2 separate regions of the Homo sapiens genome follow, and region 1 is linked to region 2. Evidence: read pairs that join two places in POLR2A ChIA-PET (ENCODE). Cell type or tissue: GM12878. All regions are shown on one strand. Links, peaks and the distances in the headings refer to the core of each region. The heading gives the core; the rest is flanking DNA. Region 1 overlaps STARD7-AS1 (STARD7 antisense RNA 1). Region 2 has its middle 19 kb from the start of NEURL3.

Region 1 (2,912 bases), core at 128-2,627, 260 kb before region 2:
ACCATGCCTGACTAATTTTTTGTATTTTTAGTAGAGACAGGGTTTCTGCATGTTGGTCAGGCTGGTTTTGAACTCCCGACCTCAAGTGATCCACCCGCCTCGGCCTCCCAAAGTGCTGGGATTACAGGCGTGAGCCACCACACCCAGCCAGTATGATCTTGGCTCACTGCAGCCTCCGCCTCCCAGGTTCAAGTGATTCTCCTGCCTCAACCTCCTGAATAGCTGGGACTACAGGTGTGCACCATCATGCCCGGCTGATTTTTGTAATTAGAGATGGGGTTTCACCATGTTGGCCAGGGTGGTTTCGAACTTCTGACCTCAGAAGATATGCCCGCCTCGGCCTTAAAGTGCTAGAATTACAGGTGTGAGCCACTGTGCCCATCCATAAATTCTTTATTGATCCCCCATCATATGCTCCTGTCTCTCACACACAAAATAAAAATTAAAAATTTTTTAAAATTTCTTATAAGTCTTTAAGGGTTCATTATTTTTCTGGACTGAATTTTTATTTCTATTATTAGCATACAAGATTAAAACAAGCCAGGCGCGGTGGCTCATGCCTGTAATCACAGCACTTTGGGAGGCTGAGGTGGGCGGATCACGAGGTCAGGAGTTCAAGACCAGCCTGACCAACATGGCGAAACTCCATCTCTACTAAAAAATACAAAAATTACCCGGGCATGGTGGTGCGTGCCTGTAATCCCAGCTACTCAGGAGGCTGAGGCAGGAGAATTGCTTGAACCCGGGAGGCAGAGGTTGCAGTGAGCCGAGATCATGCCACTGCACTCCAGCCTGGGTGACAAGAGTGAGACTTCATCTCAAAAAAAAAAAAAGATTAAAACAACATGTATCTCAAATGTCATTAAAAATCATAAAAATGTGTCCAGGTGCAGTGGCTTACACCTGTAATCCCAGCACTTTGGGAGGCCAAGGCAGGCAGATCACAAAGTCAGGGGATTGAGACCATCCTGGCTAACACGGTGAAACCCCGTCTCTACTAAAAATACAAAAAATTAGCTGAGCTTGGTGGCAGTTGCCTGTAATCCCAGCTACTCGGGAGGCTGAGGCAGGAGAATCTCTTGAACCTGGGAGGCGGAGGTTGCAGTGAGCCGAGATCATACCATTGCACTCCAGCCTGGGTAACAGAGTAAGACTCCGTCTCAAAAAACAAAATTATAAAAATATGTTGGGCACTTCTCATAATGAGATAGGTAAAACTGATAATTCTTTTCAATTAGTATTATTAGTTGAATATTATTAGGCTAGAAAATACAGTGTTGATCATCAGATCTCCTATTTTTCGTTTTTATTGAGATAACACTAAGAAAAGTTATGTAAGTACTTTGTAATGAAGGATGGTTCTTTAAATTTTGTGTGTGGATGCCGTATTGTTCTATTGTCAACTTGGTCAAGCTAGGTATTTCCCAGAATTCTCCTCCACATATAGAGTTGGCCAAACAGAAACTTGTTTGGAAAGCAGAAGTGAAACAGGGCCGTTATACTTTTGGAAACTCCACAGTCAGATGGAGTGATAAATAAAGGCAGAGGTAACTGGCTCATTCCAGCTTGTACTGACTCTTCTCTGCTTTAGTTCCAGGACTTCTTCCTGTATTACGAGCCTAATGACCAGCAAGGGCCTCACACCCACAGAGGCAACAGCTTCTCAAACTTCTCTATGACTTTCCAACTCCTTGTCCTCAACTCAAGGAGTCAGTTGGCCTTCACTTGGGTTCTCTCTTCCTATGCTGCAAAAGGGAAACTCTCCAGGCAGTCAAGGGGTAATCATAGATTCACTGCCACAATTATGCTGTGAAACATTACATTACCATCATTCTGAAAAGTTCCCTGTGCCCCTTCGCAGCCAGTCCCTTTCCCCAACCCCTGGCCTTTGACAGCCATAATCTGCTTTCTATCACTATAGTTTTGTCTTTTCTAGAATTTCATATGAATGAAATCATATAGTATGTTGTATCTGGCTTCTTTCCATTAGTGTAATGGTTTTGAGATTCATCTATTTTGTTGTATCAGTAGTTTGTAGCTTACTATCCCATTGTATGAATATACTGACATTTGTTTATCCATTTGATGGACATTTGGATTGTTTCCAGGTTGGGCTGCTATGAATATTTGCATGCAACTCTTTCAGGTAAATACCTAGAAAAGGAATTGCTAGGTTTTATGGTGTTTCACTTTTTTTTTTTTTGAGACGGAGTCTTGCTCTGTTGCCCAGGCTGGAGTGCAGTGGCAGTGTTTCACCTTTTAAGAAATTGCTAACCTGCTTCCAAAGTAGTTTTATCATTTTGTATTCCCACCAGCAGTGTATAAGAGTTCTGATTATTCTGCATCCTTGCCAGTACTCCATATTGTCAGTTTTTAAATTTTATTTAGAGACGGAGTTTCGCTTTTGTTGCCGAGGCTGGAGTGCAATGGTGCGATCTCGGCTCACTGCAACCTCCTCCTCCTGAGTTCAAGTGATTCTCCTGCCTCAGCCTCCCAAGTAGCTGGGATTACAGGTGCCCGCCACCACGCCCAGCTAATTTTTTGTATTTTTAGTAGAGATGAGGCTTCACCATGTTGGCCAGGCTGGTCTCGAACTCCTGACCTCAGGTAATCCACCCACCTTGGCCTCCCAAAGTACTGGGATTACAGGTATGAGCCACCGCACCCGGCCTTATAGTAATACTTCATTGTGTTTTTTCTTTTGGTTGTTTTTGTTTTGTTTTGTTTTTTTGAGATGGAGTCTTGCTCTGTTGCCCAGGCTGGAGTGCAATGGTACGATCTCAGCTCACTGCAACTTCCACCTTCCGGGTTCAAGTGATTCTCCTACCTCAGCCTCCCAAGTAGCTGGGATTGCAGGCATGTGCCACCACACCCAGCTAATTTTTATATTTTTGGTAGAGACAGGGTTTCGC
Region 2 (2,912 bases), core at 165-2,664:
AAAGGGTGAAGTTCAGTCCCCATCTTCCCTCCTACCCTCCACCTTCCACCTTGGGATAACTCAATATGAAGGCCCTCGCTAGATGCCAGAGCCATGCCCTTGGACTTCCCAGAGCTATGAACCAAATAAACCCTTTTCTTTATAAATTGCCCAGTCTGTGGTGTTCTAACAGTAAAAAACAAACAAACAAACAAAAAAAGGAATAAGACACTTGGGCTTCTCCTTCCAAGTCCCTGTCAGCCCCAGGACTGCACATACTCCTGGGGGGAGACAGGCAAGGAGCCAAAATGTATTTGATCCTTTAAGTCAGCGGAATCCAAGAGCATTTGAGGGAGTCAGGAGGGGTCCTGAACAGAAAGCCAGGAAGATGTTTAGGGCCAGAAACGGGGATTAGGAAGTGCCCTCCTCTCGTGGTCAGTCTCCATCTCAATCACTGTGTCCAAGTTGGCCCTTTTTTTGTTGAGAACTTTGTGGGGAATGGGGACTGTTCAGGTGATCCGCCTCCATGTCAAGCCATAAATGGCTCAGCTTGAGGCAGAAGGGAGTCTTGGCTGGGATTCAGCGATTCCAGATCTGGTCCCAACCATACCATGGGCTGCTGTGTGGCTGCAGGCAAGTCACACAAAGCCTCTGCGCCTCAGTTTCCTGGCTATAAAATGAGAATGTCACCCCCTGCTGTGCCCCTCGCACTTCACACAGATCTGAGAGAAACAAGCTGGCTGCGCCAGAAAACCACAGAGGCACCACCTCTAGATTCCTGTGGAGATCCTACCACCCATTCCTTCAAAGGAAGGGACTGGGGAGCAGGGCAGCTGGCAGCAGAGGCTAATCTGCTGTGCAGGTCTGTGGAGGAAGGGACCGTGCGCGGTTCTCTTCCCTCTGCCTCCAGGCTTAGGAGTCATCCCCCACACGCGGGACCCCCAGTCCCCACTGTAGACTTCTTCCAAGTGGAATTTCTTCAACAGTTGATCAGCAGGGGGGTCAGGGCGTGCAGTGCAGGGGTGGGGGTGGGGGTTGCGAGAGGAGTGCCATCAGGGAGTAATGCTGGCGAGGCCTCATGAGGACAGCACGCTGGGGCCCTGTGTGCGATGGGCGCCAGGGGCAGGTGACATGGTGGACCCGGTCTCCCCCTTCCCTCTCCAATTGATCTAACAGAAAGCCTGATGTGAAAGTCTGGACGAGGGAATTTTCCCATATCTGCAGGAAAGCCCCGTAGCAGGTCCCTGGAGCCAGCCCGGGCAGGCCTCCGCTTACAGGACGCTAAAGATCCCTGGTTGCAGTTCTACTTTCTTTTTACTGCGTGTATTCTGCCCCTGTGATAATGATTCATTACACGCTTCCTCCATTGTTTTACTCCAGTGACCTCACGTCAAGGGAACCTGTGATCTCAGGCTTCTAGGAAAGCGAAACTTAGCCGCAGCCTGCCTCTCTCCCAGCCTGCCTTACAAGCACTGTGAGTTGCTGGCTGGCCGAGGCCCTGGCAGATCAGACCTCCTGCAGCCCCAGGGATGGCACGGGCACCGCCACTCACGCAGCCGGTAGAGCGCTCCTAGGGCAGGCCCATCTCGCTTCCCTCTCGCCTCTCCCCCCCGCTTTTGCTTGGGCCAATCCGACCTCCTCACCTCCTCGTAGCTCCCCCAGCACACCTTGCCTTTGCCATCTCTGCATGTGCCGCGCCTGCTGTCTGGAAGACCGGCATCCATTCCCCTCTGCCTTCCAAACTCTCCCTGTAGGACCAGCTCAAAAGGCATCTCCTCTTCAGCTGTTCCTGCTGCCAGGGCTAATATCGTCTTCCTCTTTTTTCCCCACTAGCGCTTCTTTGTCTATTTTGGAGAGGTTTTGTTTTGGATAACTTTTTAATTGAGATGTAACTCACATTATCATAATATTCGTCTTTTTTAAATGCACAGTTCAATGGTTTTTAGTATTCTATTCACAAAGTTGTGCAACTATCAGCATAATTAATTTCAGGATATTTTCCTCACCCTAAAAAGAAACTCCGTACCCTTTAGTTGTCACTCCTCATTTCTGCCTCTCCCCAGCCTCTGAAACCCACTAATCTACTTTCTGTTTCTGGATTTGCCTATTGTAGACATTTCATATGGATGGAATCGTGCATATATGGCCTTTGGTGACTAGTTTCCTTCTCTTAGCATAACATTTTCAAGGCTCATCATGATGTAGCCTGAATCAGTATTTCATTCCTTTTTAAGGATCAAATAATATTCATTTCTACCTTGGGGCCATTATGAATAATTCTTCCATCAACATTTGTGTACAAATTGTGTGTGGAAGTGTTTCCAATTCCCTTGGGTATATATGTAGGAGTGGAATCGCTGGCTCATACAGTCCTTCTGTGTTTAAGTTTTTGAGGAGCCACCACTGTTTCCCAAAGCAACTGTTTTTGGCTTTTTAACCAATATGTAAGCTCATTCTCATTGTTAAAAAAAAAAAAAAAAAAGTCCCCACATGCCAGTGAAATGTTCAAGTCCTCCCAATCACATCCCCATCCCAGTCCTTTCCCAGGGTCACTTCTCTTACCCTCCTGGACCCTTTGCCATTCATATACCAACACACACACACATTATTTTATGCATTTTTATATTCATGACATTTACTGTATGCTACATCCTGTATGTCAGAAACATAATGAAAACGTATTCCTTGGGCTGGATGCAGTGGCTCACACCTGTCATCCCAACCTTTGGGAGGCTGAAGTAGGAGGATTGCTTGAGCCCAAGGAGTTCAGGACCAGCCTGAGCAACACAGCAAGATCCTGTCTCTACAAAAAATTTAAAAAATTAGCCAGATGTGGTGGTGCCCACCTGTTGTCCCAGCTACTTGGGAGGCTGAGGTGGGAGGATTGCATGAGCCCAGGAGGCGGAGGCTGTAGTGAGCTATAATCACGCCAC

What was found. ChIA-PET counts read pairs that join two places held together with the same protein. Peaks named below come from ENCODE experiments on the same cell type or tissue, not always from the same donor. Only the 100,000 strongest peaks of a DNase experiment are listed, where the experiment ranks them.
Region 1: POLR2A ChIA-PET joins it to region 2 with 7 read pairs; 1 of 35 experiments calls an interaction of 5 or more read pairs at or near these places.

The regions. Positions count from the first base shown.
Region 1 is chr2:96,223,714-96,226,625 of GRCh38, forward strand. The region is part of intron 1 of STARD7-AS1 (STARD7 antisense RNA 1); the gene reads left to right. Among named protein-coding and RNA genes, the nearest start is that of SNORA112, 11 kb to the left of the region's middle. RefSeq lists an enhancer at 1,398-1,692. In GM12878, for the core only: no CTCF peak of the experiment used is centred there; a DNase peak (open chromatin) is centred at 1,548; H3K4me3 peaks cover 424 bases; H3K27ac peaks cover 1,680 bases.
Region 2 is chr2:96,484,818-96,487,729 of GRCh38, forward strand. No RefSeq gene overlaps it. Among named protein-coding and RNA genes, the nearest start is that of NEURL3, 19 kb to the right of the region's middle. RefSeq lists enhancers at 605-1,297, 983-1,632. In GM12878, for the core only: no CTCF peak of the experiment used is centred there; a DNase peak (open chromatin) is centred at 1,384; H3K4me3 peaks cover 1,497 bases; H3K27ac peaks cover 2,496 bases.